Linked DNA regions of Homo sapiens: region 1 is linked to region 2. A link is an interaction called in ENCODE POLR2A ChIA-PET data of the cell type or tissue named here. Cell type or tissue: PC-9. All regions are shown on one strand. Links, peaks and the distances in the headings refer to the core of each region. The heading gives the core; the rest is flanking DNA.

Region 1 (9,909 bases), core at 588-8,587, 340 kb after region 2:
AGAAAAGTTTGTTTTGTTATGGGAAATGTTAGTCTGCACGTGGAAACGTTTTGAATTACATTACATGAGCTATGGAAGTTGTGAACAAACTGTATCATTTTATGGATCCAAATTAGCATGAAAACTGTGAAAATTAACAGTTGATAAGCATCACAAACACAGATGCGATGTGTGACTGATTATAATGGGTGCTAAAATAAAATGTCAGTGAGTAAACAGTAACGACTTTTCCAAATTGTTTCATCTACAGAACTAGGAGTATTTATTTACAAGTAAGTGATTTTAGAATCATATGAAAAGGTCAACAGTACTGGTAAAGTGAGATGGCAAACATTATCATATAAACTAGCTTGCATTTTATAAATCACAGCATGCTCAATTGTCCACTGGCAACATGGTCTCCAGGGTGAAACTAAGAATTTAAGCCAACTATAGTTGAAAAATAATGCATAGTTTTTCTTTTACCTTAGCATTTGCTACAGAATTGGTATTCCCAAGGGATTCTTCATGCTCTCAACTTGCCTGCACGTCTCTAGTTAGAAAACGTGAGCTACCATCTTTTGTGGATAGGGTGTATGACATGATGGAAAAAAGAAACAGACATGGCTTATAAGGAGGAGAAATGACCTGTAACAAGGGATGGGTTCTAAGCTGAGTCAGAAATGAGAAACTTTCTGAAATGCAAGTGCTTTGGGAAAAAATGTTTCACCTAATTAATTTATCTGATTCTTAGAAGGCTCTAATGTCAGCACAGTGCCAAGTCACATGTAAATCTACAAAACTTGTTCATCAAATGGCCCTTCATTCTATCCAACATCTATCAGGCCATCTCTCATGGAGATCACTAGAGTATTGTCAAAGATCGACCACTCATGTCTTTGGCTAACTTTATGATCAAGTAAATTGGGGGTGCCATGTTCAAATTATATTCACCCCCTGTAAGCTGACTTAGCCCTATTGCATTTGTTTTCCCCCACCACATACCTCTGTCCTCTATTTTTAATTGAGTTTGATATACTTATTGCATCATATTTGCTGCCTCTCGAACCAATAATTCTATGAGCAGTATCACTTTCCCCTGTTCCAAGGATTTGCCTAGAGATTTTGTGTGCCCATCTTTCTTCAGCATAATAGCTACTTCTTACACAAATGCTTATTGCTGTAATTATATACAATCTTCTACAATCTTTAAGTCTGGGCCATAAATCCTAATGCTTTCCCCAACATTCAGGTAAACATTACCTTTTCTTGTTTAGACTTTCCCCATTTAATGATTTGAGGTCAAATGACTGCTACTTATCAGACAAAAGTCCTTTATTTCAAAAAAAAAAAAGGCCCTTTCTAACTTGTTCTATGTTTCATTGTGAGTAATTTCTGTAACTTTCTGTTTTTTTCACCAATACATAGCACTAAATTGGTTATATATAGCTTTGGCTTATATTTGTTTATTATTAATACCAATGTAAGTTGTGATAATTCCTTCATTAGTCATAGCTAACATTTTCATTGTGATCAGCCAGGCAACAATCCTACATGTCAGGAATACTTACTGATTCTTTTTTTTTTTTTCCATTTTGAGCAATAACATTTAAAAACATCTTTTAGAGAGAAACATGACAAGCTTCTCCAGTTCAAATGCATCTGCATAATAAAAGTTAATCAAAGCAAGCAAGAACTAGTTGTCTTTTTATCTAAACCTTGAATTTTAACATATGACTATTTTTACCTACTCTGCCTGTCTTGGGACAATGCAGTTGAGGTGACTAGCTCTTCGTAACTGGGTGAGGTTGTGTGACTGCAGAGGGATCTCACACTCAAAGAGGAGCCAGCAGCACCTCTGCACAGACATGGTGGTCACAACCTCTGGCATCTTTATCACATGTACAACCCTTGTGACTAGTACTTATCAAATGGAACCATCTTTACTTCTTTTCATGTGCCTGGGGAGCCACAGGTAGTAAAATCCAAGGCCAGAGGTCACGTGCTTGTTATTCACTCTTATAGCCCACAAAACTGGTGTAATACCTAGCATCAAGTAAGTACTATGTCACTGTTTAGTGAATAAATGGGTGAAGAAATGAATAGAATAATGAAGAGAACAGAATAATGAAGAGAATCATAATATAGAATAATGAATAGAACACCCTTCTTCTCCCACTTCTTTCTTTTTAGTGAACTATGTAAAATGGCAAAGTACACAGTAACAGGAAAACCTCAAAAACACAAAGACATTGGGTCCTATGTATCATTGAATGGATAGTATATATAAGTTGTGAGTTCCTAGTAACTACATTTATAGTTCATGTTTTTAGGCACTTAGTTTTACCAGGTAGACAGAAAGTTTCAGTTCTATCCAAATTGACTATACTGGTCAATTTATGGATACAATCTAGTTTTAAGAAAAATTGGCAATAAATTCTGGAACTGAATATCCAATAAGAAAAACATGAATTAATAATGAATTAAAATAAAGCAGAGTTCTTCACAGGAACATTTCCAAGTATCAGTGAATTTCAGACAGGTGAATATTATCAACCTAAAATTTGCATATAATTTACCTCCTTCAAAAAAATATAAACCTCAATCAAACAAATCTCTGTTATTAATGCATTTATATGTAAACCCCAAAGGAAGTAAATTCTGGGTATACAATGAGCCCTTTTATCCTGAAAGGAGGAAGAACAACAGGAAAATCAGAGCCAGGGCAGAAGAGACACTGGGAAAGGTCCGAGGTCAGGAAGAGGCCCGTCCATCAGAAGCGCTTGGCCTGAGTAGGGAATGACGCACAGCAATAAACTGCGGGGGGAAAATAAATGGCAAAATGTGAACGCACACTTGCGGTGAAATAAATATCTGCCATTATCATTCATTTTCCAGCCCCTGGAGATTTAACACTGCATAGCAAGCGTTCTATCAGCCAAAGCATATTGTTATTGTTTTCTTCCTTTCCATTTAGTCTTTTTGTATGCCAGCTGTGGAAAGGGCCTATTGATCCAACAGATATGATTCTGCCTCCTGTAAGAACCATATCATAAGCATCACTTCCCTCATGGTTGGTCTTTCAGGTTGCCACATAAAATTATTTGGATTTGGTATGAAACCTAAGGTCCTTACAAGCCGAGACACGAAGCAGCTGGTAGGCAAGTCATTTATTTCTTACCTCTTGAAAAACAGTCTAAGTTACTTGTAGAACTCCAGAGGAAAACAGACCATATGGCTTTGTGATGCCCTCAATTTCAGTGTATCCCATCTTGATAATGGTGACACTGGGCAGGCCCCACATATAAACTTAGAGAATACTGGTTGATTTACTGAGTTGGAGATGGATATCAACTCCAAGTACCTGTGGAGCAAACTCCTCTTGAGTGCTGCTGTTTTCTCTAGTGGGAGACTGACCTGTGGTGCAAAGGGCTATTACATGAGAGTAGCTTTAAATCTCTGAAGGCCTTGGGGGAAAGGGATTAAAATAAAGAAGGGCCATGCCTGAGTGCACATCAGCACCCAAAACCTCCTGAGACAAACAGTTTAGAAGACTATTGTCATAAGAGAATGCCTGATTCATAATCTCTATTTACTTCTTAACTAGTAAAACAAGGTAATGATTTTTTTTTTTTTTTTTTTTTTTGAGACAGAGTCTCGCTCTGTTGCCAGGCTAGAGTGCTGTGGCGCGATCTCGGCTCACTGCAACCTCCAACTCCCTGATTCAAGGGATTCTCCTGCCTTTGCCTCCAGAGTAGCTGGGATTATAGGCATGCACCGCCATGCCTGGCTAATTTTTGTATTTTTAGTAGAGATGGGGTTTCACTATATTGGCCAGGATGGTCTCGATCTCCTGACCTCGTGATCCACCCGCCTCAGCCTCCCAAAGTGCTGGGATTACAGGCGTGAAGGTAATGATATTTAATAACAACTTCAAACCATTGTTGAAAAATCAAGATGTTTATGCCTTATTTCTGGGAAGGACTCAAATTTATATAAACCCAAAGAGAAGTTCTTCAACATGGTTTTTATACGTAACCTGAGTACATGCTACTAGTTAAAGCTCAAGGAAACAAAATACAGTTGTGATTATTTGCATCAGCTTAGGGCTTGAGCACTCATGAAAATCAAAGAAATCTGTTCTCAGGTTTCTTAACTAAATAATATTACTTCTTTTCACCATTTCTATTCATATTTGTTACTACTTTGCAGTGGTATTTTGGTAAATGGTTAGTAACCAGCTCTTTGGAGGAAAAAGGTATAAATAGTTATAATCAGTTTTACTTATATAAAGGATAAGTAGCACAAAATTTATAAGTAATAATAAAATGCATAATACTATTTTTTGTAAATTCTGTATTACCAGTTGATTCTCATAGAATGCTTTCATTAATTTTTCCCAGATTCTTTAACCTGTAGCCAGTCAATTATTACCGTTAACAAAGAAGTATAACTTCAACATGATGGCATCAGACAGTAAGATGAGAATAAAACCAGAAAGATATATGTTGGAATTTTACTCATTTGTCAATCCCATGAATGACTTGGCTGAATTGATCATGGTTTTTGGAAAATGGATGTACAACTCAATTTTTTCTGCTATTCACAATGTATTGGCTACAGATATGACATACTTTTCTATTTAATCTGTATTATTACATTTCCCAATCACTGTCTTATATCTAGACAATTAACAAGACCAATCAATATCTGATTTGTAACATTTGCTAATTCCTATGCTATAAATAGTTTCTTGATGGTTGATTTCCTGCTATTGACATCAGTCACTGAATGCGGTGCTGTGAAGAGATGTGTAGTAGCACACTATGATATATTTTTACTATTCTAAAGCATTAAATCCTACAGATCCGATACATGTAAACAACCTCAAGAACACTGAAATAGTAATGAAATGTACTAAAATAATTAGGAAGTGATGAGTTTTTAGTATTTGTTACCTCTGTTTTTAATATTATTTATTTAATTGTATGTCTATATAATTTACTTTTTAATAGTGGATCTGTTCAGCCATTGGTTTGCAAAATTCCTGAAATTTTAACGATCTGCTTTTATGAGCTGGCAAAGTGCTGTTCTGTTCCACTGAGTTGTCACTAAGTTCTTTAATTCTCTCAAGTTAGGGACATTGTACCTTGTAAATAAAAGACTAAGAAGTAATTAGCAAAAAGAAATAGGCTCATAAGGTTTTTTTGAAAAGCTATATATAGATCTATTTTGATTCTCACTACTTCACTTCTAAGCTACATCCAATCTTCAGTCTATGTTGGGTTGACTTAATGGTTTTCAAGGTACAATAGTAACAGGTTAAAAGTTCAGTTCCGTTTTTTTCTAATGTACTTTTGAGTAGGGACAGATTCTGCTCCCACAGTTGACGATTTCCTTCCATTTTATGAAAAGGCCCATTTGCTCACGACCCACTTCCTGTTTTCCTGGATGCCATGCCTGCCCCGTGGCAGCAGGAACAGCTGTGTGGCTGGCTCTCCTGCCAGGGAAGGAAAGTGGCAAATAAACACCAGCCAAGGGCAAGAATGCTTCCCAGGGCTTGCTCTGAGCTCCACACCTGTAGTGTTTCATGGGTGTTTCCCACAACAAACAGGACTCACAGAACTGTGTTTGTGTCACAAGCTTTAGAACTAACTGCTTCGTTTTGAAATAGGAAAAGTACTTAGTTTGGGCTCAAATTTGAGAATAAGGCATTAGGGGACTCTAATGAGGACTGGTCCCAACCTAAGGGCCATCAGCCAAATTCCCGTCCTACCTTCTCCAGTTCCACGCCCTCTGCTCAAGCAGCACATGGCTGTTCACCGAGCCAGCAGCCCTTAGTGAGCATCTGGTCCCCAAGTGTAGAGATAGGATTGTAGCCACCAAATATTTCAAGCTGTGCCACAAGTATTTCTAGATTCGCAATTCGCAGTTCCTCTGCTCGATCACTTGCTTAAAATGTAAATCATTATTATTATTATTTCTGCATTGATCAAACTCAAGATACTCTCTTCTAATTCAAAATAGATAGTTCATTCCTCTCATTTTATTTCCTTGTTTTAGAATTTCCTTAAAGTTCTTTAGAATTGGATACTTGGTCACAAATTTAAAATCAATTAGCTAGAAATAGTATCCCTTGTTGGGGGGGGTTGCTTAGAACAGGAGACAATGACCTATCTTCCCTTTATGCCTTTTGATCTTTTGTCAATTACCCTGTAAATGTATGCCCAAGGAAAGATTTATTTGCTTAAGCCTGGTGTAGAAAAATGTGTAAGAAAATGACAGTCACTGAATATTTTCATTTTAAAAATGTAAAGTAAATTGAGGATCTGTAATTTGAGCTCCATATGCATTGATCTTTAAATCTCCAAGGTCTGCTAATTAAAATAGATAATTCATAACTTGTTAATAACCTAATTATAATCAGCACTGCAAATCTTGTAAATAAACAATTCAATGCACTAAGGGAATAGGCTCCATTATGGTGATTCACAATGAAGGTTCAACTGAAATCAAATGGCGGCAGAAAGCAAGCTGATTCGAAAGTTATGATGAAAAATCCGTATGCACACAACTGTATTGGTTTAGACATGCACATAAAGCATCTGTGTACATGATTAGATATCTGAAGTTTAATGCAAAATCTTATTAATAAGAAAAAACATGATTAAAGACCACAGACCTGGGAGCCAGTCTTCCATTGTTCTTAAAACCATGCTGGGAAACATCAAACACACACCAAAACCCTACTAGTGATGCCCTTTGTGACATGCAGCTTTGAGAGGTTACATAGCTTAGTAGCCCTTCTCCTATATGTGTGATATTTATCAACTCAGACTCTGCAAGTTGTCCTGACCATGACAGCCAGGAAGACATGGACAGCCTGGATCAGGCAACAGAAATCTCAGTTCTATACAAGGTGACAGCAGGGAGCACGAGTTTGTTCTTTGGCCACACACACCTTCACACTTGCCCTATGTTGCCTTTAAAAAGGCTGCACTTTGTCCACTGTAAACTAACTCTGGAAGAGACAAGATTATGCTTTCTACAGCAGGAAGTAATTTTAAGTGAGATCCAGTATTCTTCAGATTCATGTGATGAACACACCTCTTACTACAAAGACTATCAAGAAAGCAGATGCTTTAGTTCCTGAACGCTGAATAGGCATATTCTACTGCTAGGAGCATTTCTAATAGTTCCTCTGCTCCAGAAAAGCAGAAAATGAGAAGTGTAGGTGGAGGCTAGATTTGAAGTGGCCAGTTCTGCACTGAAATCGTCCCTCAAGGAGGATGGTTCCTTGGTGACTTTTGACTTTCAGATGCTTGGCCTTACTGTTTTTGAGCCAAATCACCCACTTGCTCTTCAACAGTGATTCACCATCCTCTCTGTACCTACTCATCACACATCCTACATGCTCCAGACTAAAATCAAACTGAAGGCTGCAACCCATGTGTAGTGCGCACTGCTGGCTGTTCACATAGCATATGTTGCCCATACTTCCAAGTTAACAGAACTCCAGTATTGACCAGTGACTTCCACGTACCTCAGAGAAAGCTGACCCCATCCCCGTCTGCCAGATGGGCCTGGCTCATCTAAGGTCATTCCATTCTTGCCAAAGAATTGGGTCAGTGTATTACTCAATTGTAGTCAATGAAATATGAGAGGAACTCTTTAGTGGGGGCTTTCTGGGAAAGGTTTCCTTTCTCCTACAAAACTATTAAAAGAGATAGTCTCTCTTCCTCTTATGAAAATTCTAGTGTCTGGATATGATACATGGAACAGCCACAGACCCATTGCTCCCAGCCTTAGGGGGAAGCTGACCCCAAAGATGATACAGAGAAGAATTAGGAAGAACTAAGATCCTTGATGACAACTTGGGCTTCAGATTCAACTAATACTGAATGCTACTCCACTCTGGGATTCCTGTTCCATGAGATAAGACATTCCCTAACTGTTGAAGTAGGTTTGAGATGGGTTTCACTTACTTGAAACTTGTTTTAGTTATCTATTGCTGCAGAACAAATTATCCTAAAATGTAGAGGCTTAAAACAGTAAGCATTGACTATTCCATAGTTTCTGTGAGTCTAGAATCTAAGCATGGCTTTGCTGGGTGCCTCTGACTCATGGCCTCTCACCAGGCTACAGTGCAGGTGTGGATCAGGACTATGGTCTCATCTGTAGGCTCTACTGGGGAAGGATCTGCCCCCAACTTCACTCAAGTGGCTGTTGGCAGGTTTCTAGGCTCATGATCAGTGGACAAAGGGCCTCAGCGCCTCGCTGGCAGTTGGCTGAAGTCTCCCTCAGCTCCTTGCCATGTGGGTCTCCGTAGAGCAGCTCACAGCGTGGTGGCTGGCTTTCCTCAGAGTGAGCAAGTGAGCGAGGGTGCCCAAGATGGAGACCACAGTCCTTTTCAACCCTAATCTTGGATGTAAGAAGTGACATCCCACTACCTTTGCCATATTCTATTCCTTAGATAGGAGTCACTAAGTACAGTCAGCATTCGTGGCAAGAGGCTACAAGAGGCTAGGGGGTGAACACAGGAGGTGGGGATCACTGAGAGCCACTTCAGAGAGGCCAACACACAACTGAAGGCATCCAGCAGCAAGGCCAGACCAAGAAACCACTCGAGAAGGTGCCAAGGCTGGATGCTGAAATCCACGGAGATTTTCACATCTTTCTCAAGTATAACTGCAACAGGTCTTTGATGCACTGTTGACTCTTGAGGGATGTCCTACAGACAGACCTAAAATGCTGGGTACTAGATGCTCTTTAGCCTGGAAAACATGTTTAATGAAGCTGAATAGAATAGCACATTCCACTATAATTTGATACTTGTAATTCACATGGTGAGATAAATTCTGGTATATTTCTTTATTAAATTTATGCTATGTGTCAGGCACCTATCTGAAGGACGGATATAAATATGAATAAAACAGTTAAGCCTCCAAGTATTAATAGCTTAAACTAGTAGAGGAGGCACATAACAGGTGTGTGTAATATGGTATAGTGAGTACAGTAAAGGATAAATGCCTAGAGGGCAGTGGGAGGAATTCCCACTGGAGGGAGTGAGAGGCTTGCCAGAGACAGGCACCTGAGGTGGCCACAGGGTGTGCACAGAGAACTTGCCCTGTGCAGCTGTGGCTTGAGCAGGCACGCAGCTCAGAGCAATCTGCACATGGGCTGGGTGAGCTGCAGAGCCGGCTGCCGAGAGGTGGCCTCTTAGAGCCACATACACCCGGGGAAGGTGGTTGCTCCACCTCTTCTGAACTCTTGATACAAACCATGTATTTGTTCAAAAGAGTTCAGAAGCCCCACATATACATGGCACTGAACATCTGAGCACACAGTTTTCTCCATTTGGCCTTTGTTCCAGGTAAATGTGGTTTTCATGACCAAATATCAAGTACTAATAACAGTTTCAGCATCAAAATTGGAGTGAGGGCTTTGTGCTTGGGCTGAGTTCCAGGCAGGCTGGCAGGAGGCTGGCTGTGGAAGGGAGGCTGGCAGTAGGCCTACTGGGACCCCAGCAAAGCCATCAGGCCTATGAGTGGGTCAAGACCTTACAGAGGTCAGGGAGGAGACAGGGGAATGGCTGGAACAGAATGGCTCAGAGTTGAAGAGATAAAATAAAGGGTGAAGTTGTATAGGACTTATTTATGTCTTCTCCTCACCCTCTTAAATCTGCGCACAAATCCATTATCCATTAGCTTTTTGAATCTTTTAATCTTATTTAGGTTAGTGGACACTGGTTTTCAAAAAAGTGTATTTCTCCTTTTTAACAACCTAAGTGGAGTATACCATCTGCTGTAGCAATCACAATGGATGTGAAAGCCACAGTGTCCCCTGGGAGTTCCTGCAGTGGCAGAAGAGAAGTGCAGGGTGATGGATGAAGCAAAGATTGAGAGTCCGAGATCCCATAAAGAGAAACCC
Region 2 (9,909 bases), core at 791-8,790:
AGAGTTTCTAAGATGGCTCATTTCTAAGCATGATTGTTTTTAATTCAGAAATCAGAAAACTATGAAAATAAAAACATTGCTTTTGGAAATTCAACAGTAAATTTAATCACCTACATAAAATTCACATGCAAGTTGTTTCATTTCTAATGCTCAGTTCAACATTGTGTACGGAAGTTTGTAGCCAAGCACATTTTATTTCCTATTTTGCATTTTTCTGAAAGATAATAAATGTTGCTTTTATTTACCATAATTTTGTCATAGGTGCATAATTCCTTCTTCAAAAGCCTGGAGGCTGGACATGGTTAAGAATTAAGAGTTTTGGGGAATGGAGAATGATAACACAGTGTCCACATCAATGAACACAGATGTGCAGGGCCCAGAGGGAGCTCCATAAACCCCATCCCACTTCCCAGGCAGACCCTGTGTTCGGCAAAGCTCTGGACTCTGCCGTGGCATAATAAATGAGGAAATTTCTTGCTTCAGACCTTTTGATTTTAAAAATGGCAGACAATGAGCTATAGGACCCTACTAACGGAGCCCCCCCCGAAGACCAAGGCAGCCGGCCCTCTCTCCCCCCGTTGTCCCATTTTATTTGCTTCAGAATTAGTATCATTATTCACAGCTATCTCACTTGCCAGTTGTTCCATGTCTGTCTCCTCCACTGGAATCCAGGAGCCCCAAAGATCTGTCTGCCGAGCTCAAAGCTGGCTCCCTAGCCCAAAACATGTGCCTGGTACCTGGCTGGTGCTCTATCAAAGAATTAAAGATCACAGCCCTTGACTCAGCTTCTAAAGGATGACCAGGCGCCGGGTAATTTAGACATATTTCCTCTAATCCCTGCTACAACCCAGATACCACTAACCCTTTTCTACCAAAACTTCGGTATGGAAACTGCGGTAGGGAAAGTTGCAGGATTTCTCCAAGGTCAGAGAATTATGATGTGTCACATTCTAAAGGAAAAACTTAAGTCTTAAAAGTGAAGTGGGTCATCCCCAACCTTGCCAGAACCCCTCCCCAACTGCTGCCCTCCAACAGCAGGATGATTAAATGCATACAGTAATTTTGGTGCTTCTGTGCATATTTTAAAAATCACATCAGTGACTCACGGACTGAACCATCTATCTAATCCAAGCCACTGCTGCAAGTGAACAGCTAGAATTAGAAAATTATTTGTATGTTGAAGGTTTTAAGAATAAATTTTTCTCTATAAAACTCTGGAGATTTATCTAATTATTATAATATAATTACGACTGCTCAAGACTGGAACCCATTGTAAATCATCCCATATTCTGAGAAATTCTGGAACTGTCATCTTATTTTCCAGGAACAAGGGACATATGCCGCCAAGTCTTGCTGTCAAATTTTTTAAAGAGTAAGACAGTGCTTTCAAATGGCCCTGAGAAGCAATGAGTATTTCCTCAAAGCATGACAGCACATAGCAGGGAAAGCCCACCCTTCCTTCCTGACTTCCTGGCTCCAGGAAAGCAGCCTGGGGCATCGGTGACTACAAACACCTAACAAGGCCATCAAGGGAGGAACTGACACAGCTTGTAAGTCTGCCACTTCTGTAGGTACCAGCAGGAAACTGGAAATGCCAGGAAGGGAAGGGAAGCTGACAGAACCTCTGTGGCCATTATCTGGCCCTAAAAGCCTATTCTATACCCAGCCGAGGACAGCACTACGAAAATGACCTCAAGAGAGACTTTCCCTTGGGGATGTTCTTTGAGCTCACTGACTGCACTCTCTTGGGACTGAGTAGGAAGTGGCAGGCAGGGGTGAAGGGTGCAGTCGGGCCCGGACAACTAGCTAACACTAACTGGCCACACGAGAACTGGACTTGTGACCTGTGGGTGCAGCACAGAGCTTTAATCAATGGGGGGAGGCAACCACAGCCTCTTTAAGAACAAGAAGACAATTATGCAGAGGGAGAGGCAGATGCCTGTTCCAGAGCTCACAAACTACACAGACTCAGGGGTCACCACCAAACTTTGCAGTTCGCTAAGGTTTTAATCCTCTTTTCTGGCTTGTAACCAATTTTGGCTTTGTGTCACATTCGACGATTAGAATGAACGGTATTCCTAATCTTCAGCCTTTCTTCGAAGGCTTGCTTCACTTAGATACCAAAAAAAAAAAAAAAATGTTCAAAGGCATCTTTTTGCAGCCATAATGCTGTAGGCAATTTCTCATCACAGTAGCTAAAAAGAGACTTCACAGACTAAGAGAGAAAATAAGTTCAAAGAAGTGCAAAAAGCTGACCACAGCCTGAACATATAAAAGGACTTCCAAACCTAGGACTGCTCCAGCCGAAAAGTCACAGGCCTGGGAGAGATGGTGTAAGTACTTCCAATGACAAATCACGAGTAAGGATGAACCAGGATTCGCGAATCAAATCTAAAGAACCAAAGACCATCCCCTAACAATGAATCTGTCTACACCAAGTGAAAGTTCAAATAAAATCTGTTTCAGAAGATGAAGGGAACTTGCAGATGAAACTGTTCTAGCAGCCCATGAAGAAGAGCTAGAGAAAGTGAAGGAACAGAAATGAACTTGTTCTCCCACAAAATTCCACCTAGGGCTCTCAGGAAAGGAAAGAGCCAATCTGTGGAGAGGACTCCCTCTAGAACATCTGTTAAGACACCAAGCCCTTTCTCCTTCCCACTCCCTCACGCGTGAGCACATGTGTCCAGGTGAATGTCCCGACAACCACCATCACTGCAGAACCCGTCATCAGGAGTGTCTGGCCCGACCCAGAAGGTGAAAAACACAGTGAGTGCTTGCTTCATTCCAAACACGGAAGCCCGGCTCTCAGGGGGCAACTCTGTACTACAACCAAACTCTTTTAGAAAAGTACGCACAGTCAAACGGGAATATGACCACGCTATCTTACAAGGCAAAGCAAGACACAGAAGACCGAGGCAGAAAGGGCAGTGGGCCTCTGCACCATGGGACTTGTCACCAGCCCCTGCTCCAGCGTGTCCTAGTGACCTGAGAGCTACAGAAACGATCCATGGCTGCTGGCGACATGTGTGCCCTGGCCCTCGACCAGCACCATCGGGCCAGGATCAGATATATGTGCTCGCCCATACCTGGTAGTACGGATGGTGCAAAAAGGAATCTGGGCAGCCGGCTAAAGCCATGGGTTCCTTCTGCCTTCTTCAAATTACATTTACTGCGCTGCAGCACCTGGAATAAAGACAGACTGTGAGAAGCCAAGCCAGAAAAAAAAAAAAAAATCCACTACTTATGGCTGGTTCAAGTGTGACATGTCTGAATGGGCAGCTCTTGGTCTTAGCTTGTAGGTTCAGTAAGGACACTTGCTCGGGGCACCAGCTTTTTGCTGACATGCAGAGATGGTCCCCAACTATGGTGCCCTGAGAGGTCATCTGTGAGGTCAAAAGTCTGTGGGGTAGAAGGGTGCCCAGAGTGGTGAGGGTGACATCAGACCCTCTAAATTTAACTCACACATTCCCAGCACTCTCCTGCACTGCCTCACCCTTCTTCCCTATACCATCTATTAACACCCTGCAAACTTCATCAAGCTTTCGCAAATAGGGATTCAGACAAATTCCAAAGAAGCCCAGAAGGGGTTGTGTGTGTGTGTTTGGGGACAGGACCACAGAACATCATTTGAGTGAACACTAGCTCCACAAGCCATAGAACAAATCGGAATTCTCAGTGGACATCCAACCTGACAAACTCATTACATACTCTCCCCTGTGGGCCACGGCACCTAGTACCGAATAAAATGAGGGATATTAATTCTAACAATCAGAATAACAACAACAAAAATCAAGACAAGACCCTGTTATGGGATGAACTGTATCCTCCCAAAGTTCCTAAGCTGCAGCCCTAACTCCTAGTACCTCAGAATGTGACTGTATTTGGAAGGAGGGTCTTTAAACACGTCACTAAGTTAAAATGAGATGATGAGGGTGGGCCCTAATCCAATACAAGCGGTGTTTTTGTAAGAAGAGAATATTAGAACACAGACTTGTACAGAGAGAAGACCATGTCAGGACACCTTGAGAAAATGAACATCTGCAAGCCAAGGAGAGAGGCCTCAGGAGAAACCAAATCGGCCGATACCTTTGATCATGGACTTCCAATATCCAGACTGCGGGAAATGGATTTCTGCTATTTAAGTCCCCTCGCCCCCTCCCCAGTCTGTGGCACTTTGTTATGACAGCCTTACTAAACTAACACAGACCCAAAATATAAAATCACTAGGGAATTCTCATCACAGCTAAAAGGAACAGAAGCATCCCAGATCTGTAAAATTTACTACCAACCATGTTTTCTGCAAGAGTTTCTCTAGAATCCCTCAAATCACCAAAGAACGCCCCAGAACACTTTGCTGGGGCTGAAAGGAAGCAGTCAATAGCAGTGGAAGTACTGGCACAATGAAGGGAGCAGGTCCATGACCTGGCTCAGACGTCCCCAACCTACTCAGTGAGAACTGTGCCCGCATCCACCCTTCACCTCTGCCATGATCAGCAGCCCCAAGGCCTCAGCCTTCTCCGGCTCACAGTCAGCCTGTCCTCGGGGTAGCTGGTGTTACACGTCAACAGTCCAGGCTCTAATTCCCAGTCACTTAGTCAAACACCAGTCTGGCTATTGCCATGAAGGTATTCTGTAGGTGTGGTTAATGTCTACAGTTACTTGGCTTAAAGGAAATGACCCTTAACAGAGGCATTACCCAATCCACAGAAGGCCTTGAGAGCAAACACTGAGATTTCCTAGAGAAACAAGAATTTAGCTTAAGACTGTAGCAAACTCCTGCTTGAGTTTCCAGCCTGCCTGCTCTGCAGATTTCAAACTTGCAAGTTCCTTAAAATAAATCTTTATATATTGAATACATATGAATATAAATATTTATATATTTAAACATATATTTATTTATTTTCATACACATATCGGTTTGGGTTCACTGGACAGGCCGTCACCCCTAGCCGTTGAGGTGGATCAGTGCCCCAAATCATTTGCTGCCAGATCGCAGGACCATGCCTGGATGTCTCCTGCGGGCAGCCAGGCGGCCTCTGCCTTCCACACCAGCAAACACACTCTTGTGCGACTCCTCACTCTCTACCTCACCCCACCACCTCCCATGTCCTAGCCCCATCTCTAAACACTCTTTCTGCCTTCTCCCCTAACTGCAAGGACCTGTTTCTCTCCCCTTCGCCCACATCTCTGAGGGCCTGGGAGAGGAAGGAGTGTCCTCTTGGCCACCTTGCCCGCTGGGTGACAGTTCTGCCACATCCCACCAGGCTGCCCACACCCCCCACGCACGCCGCACGCCTCCCTGCTGTGGTCATCTCCCAGTCTCCCAGCTCATCCGTGGAGACTCACTGGCCCTCACTAATATGCCTTCTGGAATTCCTGGATGTGTTTGACATATAGAAATATGTTCTTATTTTCTCCCTGAAGTTTCAAACTTAATGTGTGTTAAGACTGTCAAAAATATCACTTAATATGCCAATTTTATTACCTAAATATCACCTTTGAAAGTATTTGCCAAAGGAGATGGCTTCTCCGCCAGGAAAATGTGTGTCCCATAAGCCCAGTGGAACAGTTTCCTTGGGACAAGTAAACTATAGTTAGATACAGTAAGAGGGCTGGGCTATCTCTGGTCTCTAATAAAATGTAACCAATCCACAGCTAACATCATGCTTAATGGTGAAAGATGAAAAGCTTCTCCCCTGAGATCAGGAACAAGACAAAGACGCCAACTTTCACCACTTCTATTCAACATAGTATTGGAAGTCCTCGCCAGAGCACTGAGACAAGAAAAAGAAATAAAAGGGATCCAAATTGGAAAGGAGGAACTAAAATCATCAAGGTTCAGAGATGACATATGACATAATCTTATATGTAAAAACCCTAAAGATTCCATAATAAAAAACTATCAGAGCTAGTAAATGAGTTCAGCAAAGGTACAGGATACAAAGTGAACACGCAAAAACCATTTGTGTTTATAAATTAAGAACAATCCAATAGATAATTAAGAAAACAATTCCATTTACAATAGCATCAAAAATAACAAAATACTTAGAAATACATGTAATCAAAGAGGTGAACTACTTGTACACTGAAAACTAAAACATTGCTAAAAGAATAAAGACATAAATAAACGGTAAGACATGCTGTGTTGGAGGAACTAATATTGTTAAGATGAAATACTACCTAAAGCAATCTACAAATTCAATGCAGTCCCTATCAATATCCTAATGATATTTTTTTTTGCAGAAACAGAGCTGAGGGTGTGTGAAGGGCTGATCTTGTGAAGTTCTGTGAGCAAGCTGGCTAAGATTGAAAGGGGATGATTTAGGTTTTTCTGTAGGTTGAACATGAAAATGAAAGCACACTGATGCAGGGCCAGAATGTGGGCCCATGTGTCTGAGTAACAGGGTTTCCTTAAAAAAAGTGATCTGCTATTCAATGAAAAACTGTAAAGGACTCTAAAAAGTTTATGAAAATCTTACCTTATGGTCAAACTCATTAAAACTAATAAAAACTAATTAAAACTAGACAGATTTAAAAAATTTTATTAAAAAGTAGCTTTAGCATTAAAGATGCACTAATACAAACATGAAATTTGGTTTTCTCTTTTGAAAAAGACGTTTATATAATATTGTGATATATATAAAATGAAAGATTTTTTGTTTGCCTTTTGAGTAAACTACAGGAAAAAAAACAAAACAGAACAAAACAAAAAGCCATCCTAAAATTCATATGGCTTCTCAAGGGACCTGAACAGCCAAAACAATCTTGAAAAAGAACAACACGGAGAACTCACACTTCCCGATTTCAAAACTTACTAACGGCTGGGCATGGTGGCTCACGCCTGTAAACCTAGCACTTTGGAGACCAAGGCGGGCGGATCACTTGAGGTCAAGAGTTCGAGATCAGCCTGGCCAACATGGTGAAACCTCACCTCTACTAAAACTACAAAAATTAGCCAGGTGTGGTGGTATGTGCCTGTAATCCCAGCTACCTGGGAGCCTGAGGCAGGAGAATTGCTTGAACCTGGGAGGTGGAGGTTGCAGTGAGCCGAGATTGCGCCACTGCACTCCAGCCTGGGCAACACAGCCAGACTTCATCTCAAAAAAACAAAAGAAAACAAAATGAACAATAACAAAAAAACTTACTACCAGGCTACAGTAATCAAAACAGTCTGGTACTAACATAAGGACTAACATACACCAATGAAATAAAACAAACAGCCCAGAAATAAATCCTCACATATATGGTCAACTGATTTTCAGTAAGGATGCCAAGACCATTCGCTGAGGAAAAGACAGGCTTTTCAATAAATGAATGGTTCTGGGGGCTGAGTATGGTGGCTCACGCCTGTAATCCCCATACTTTGGGAGGCAGAGACAGGTGGATTGCTTGAGCCCAGAAGTTTGAGAACAGCCTGAACAACATGGTGAAACACCGCCTCTAAAAAAATTAGCCAGGCATGGTCACGTGCACTGTAGTCCCAGCTAATTGGGAGGCTGAGGCAGAAGGATCAAATTAAGCACAGGAATTGAGGATGCAGTGAGCTGTGATTAACGCCACTACACTCCAGCCAGGGCAACAGTGAGACTGTTTCAAAAAAATAAAAATAACCAATTTTTTTTAAACGGTCCTAGGAAAACTGGACATCAGCATGCAACAAAATGAAGCTGGACTCTAAACTTACACCATAAGCAAAAAGCAACTCAAAATGTATGAAAGACCTAAACGTAAGAGCTAAAACTATAAAACTCTTAGAAGTAAAGACAGGGAAAAATCTTCATGACATTAAATATGACAATGATTTCTCAGATATGACACCAAAGGTGCAGGCCGAAGAAAAAATAAACTGGGTTTCACCAAAATTCAAAATGTTTGTGCATCAAAGGATGCTATCAAAAGATTGTAAAGACAACACATAGAATGGGAAAAAATACTTACAAAGCATTTATCTGATAAGGGATTAAAACCCAGAATATATAAATGATATGGTTTGGCTCTGTGTCCCCACCCAAATCTCATGTTGAACTGTAATCCCCAGCGTTGGAGATGGAGCCTGATGGGAGGTGACCGGATCATGGGGGTGGTTTCTAACGGCGTAACACCATCCCCCTAGTGCTATCTCATGATAAAGGTCTCATAGCATCTGGCTGTTTAAAAGTGTGTAGCACCTCCCTCTTCACTCTTTCTCCTGCTCCAGCCACGTAAGATGTGCTTCCTTCCCCTTCACCTTCCTCCATGAGTCTAAGTTCCCTGAGGCCTCCCCAGCCATGCTTCCTGTACAGCCTGCGGAACTGTGAGTCAATTAAACCTCTCTTCTTTATCTCTTCTTTATAAGTTACCTAGTCTCAGGTAGTTCTTTATAGCAATATAACAACAGACTAGGCCGGGCGTGGTGGCTCACACCTGTAATCCCAACACTTCGGGAGGCCGAGGCAGGTGGATCACCTGAGGTCAGGAGTTCAAGACCAGCCTGGCCAACATGGTGAAACCCCATCTCTACTAAATATACAAAAATTAGCCGGGCATGGTGGCAGGCACCTGCAATCCCAGCTACTCAGGAGGCTGAAGCAGGAGAATTGCTTGAACCCAGAGGCAGAGGTTGCAGTGAGCTGAGATCACGCCATTGCACTCCAGCCTGGGCGACAAGAGCAAAACTCTACCTCAAAAACAAACAAACAAACAAAGAAACAAAAAAAACAGACGAATGCAATAAAGAATGCCTACAACTCAACAACAAAAGACATAAGCAACCTCATCTAAAAAGGCACAAAGGGCTTGAATAGACTTTTCTCCAAAGAAGATATACGAATGGCCAAAACGCACATGAAAAGGTCCTCAACATCACTAGTCGTTAGGGAAATGCAAATCAGAACTGCAACAAGATACCACCTGACACTCATTAGGCTGACTGATATAAAAAATAAAACCACAAGTATTGGTGAGGATGTGGAGAAACTGGAACCCCTGAGCATTGCTGGTAGGCATGCAAAATGGTGTTGCTGTGGTTGAAAATAATATGGTGATTCCTCAAAAATATTAAACATAGAATTAACATATGACCCACTTCTAAGCATATAATAGCAACTCCACTTCTAAGCATATAATACAAACTAATCAAAAGCAGAGGCTCAGGTACTTCTATACCCATGTTCATAGCAGCACTATTCACAATAGCCAAAAGGTGGAAGCAACCTAAGTGTCCACTGATGAATTAATGGATAATTCATCAACAGACAAACAAAATGTGGTATATACATACATGGAATGTTAAGGGACACGGTCTCCCTCTGTCACTCAGGCTGGAGAGCAGTGGTGTGATCAAAGCTTGCTGCAGCCTCAAATTCATGGGATCAAGCAATCCTTAGCCTCCCAGGCAGCTGGGACTTATGGGACTAGAGGAGTTCACCACCATGCCCAGATAAAAAGCTCACTTCTGAACATCCTACAGTTATACAACTGGATCATCTACTGTGCTACTTTAAAGAGTTCAGATTCTAAATCATCAGCTGATTTATCAAAATATGTGATTCATATTCACAGATAATGAGGAATAGTTTTATAAGCCAGTAGATAGATAGCAGCTTTCTGTCTATAATAACTAAAGACTTTCTCATTAACCGTTGTCAGATGATTAAGAAATTGTATCAATATCTGTTGTCTTTTTGCTTCCCTTGATTAAAAGGGCCTACTAACAAGTTTGGCTTGCTGTGGTGGTTTCACATTGTTCTTTTAATGTCGAAGGTTAAACCCTCCTTTGCAAGATTATCATTATAAATAATATATTAAAATTTGTTTATTTTAATTAATGAAAATTTAAATAATCTTCATGATAAAGCTTAAACTTCTTTATTGGACTATAGTTCAGAAAAATCGTTCAAGCAGAGTCAAAAGTTTACTCATTCTAAAGTC

What was found. ChIA-PET counts read pairs that join two places held together with the same protein. Peaks named below come from ENCODE experiments on the same cell type or tissue, not always from the same donor. Only the 100,000 strongest peaks of a DNase experiment are listed, where the experiment ranks them.
Region 1: POLR2A ChIA-PET joins it to region 2 with 10 read pairs; 2 of 35 experiments call an interaction of 5 or more read pairs at or near these places.

The regions. Positions count from the first base shown.
Region 1 is chr7:51,070,590-51,080,498 of GRCh38, forward strand. All of the region lies in intron 7 of COBL (cordon-bleu WH2 repeat protein), which reads right to left. Among named protein-coding and RNA genes, the nearest start is that of COBL, 240 kb to the right of the region's middle. In PC-9, for the core only: no CTCF peak of the experiment used is centred there; no DNase peak of the experiment used is centred there.
Region 2 is chr7:50,729,186-50,739,094 of GRCh38, forward strand. GRB10 (growth factor receptor bound protein 10) reads right to left here. Exons shown (of 19, transcript NM_001350814.2): 4 at 3,087-3,183. The coding sequence starts at 3,137. Among named protein-coding and RNA genes, the nearest start is that of GRB10, 49 kb to the right of the region's middle. In PC-9, for the core only: no CTCF peak of the experiment used is centred there; a DNase peak (open chromatin) is centred at 4,626; H3K27ac peaks cover 1,249 bases.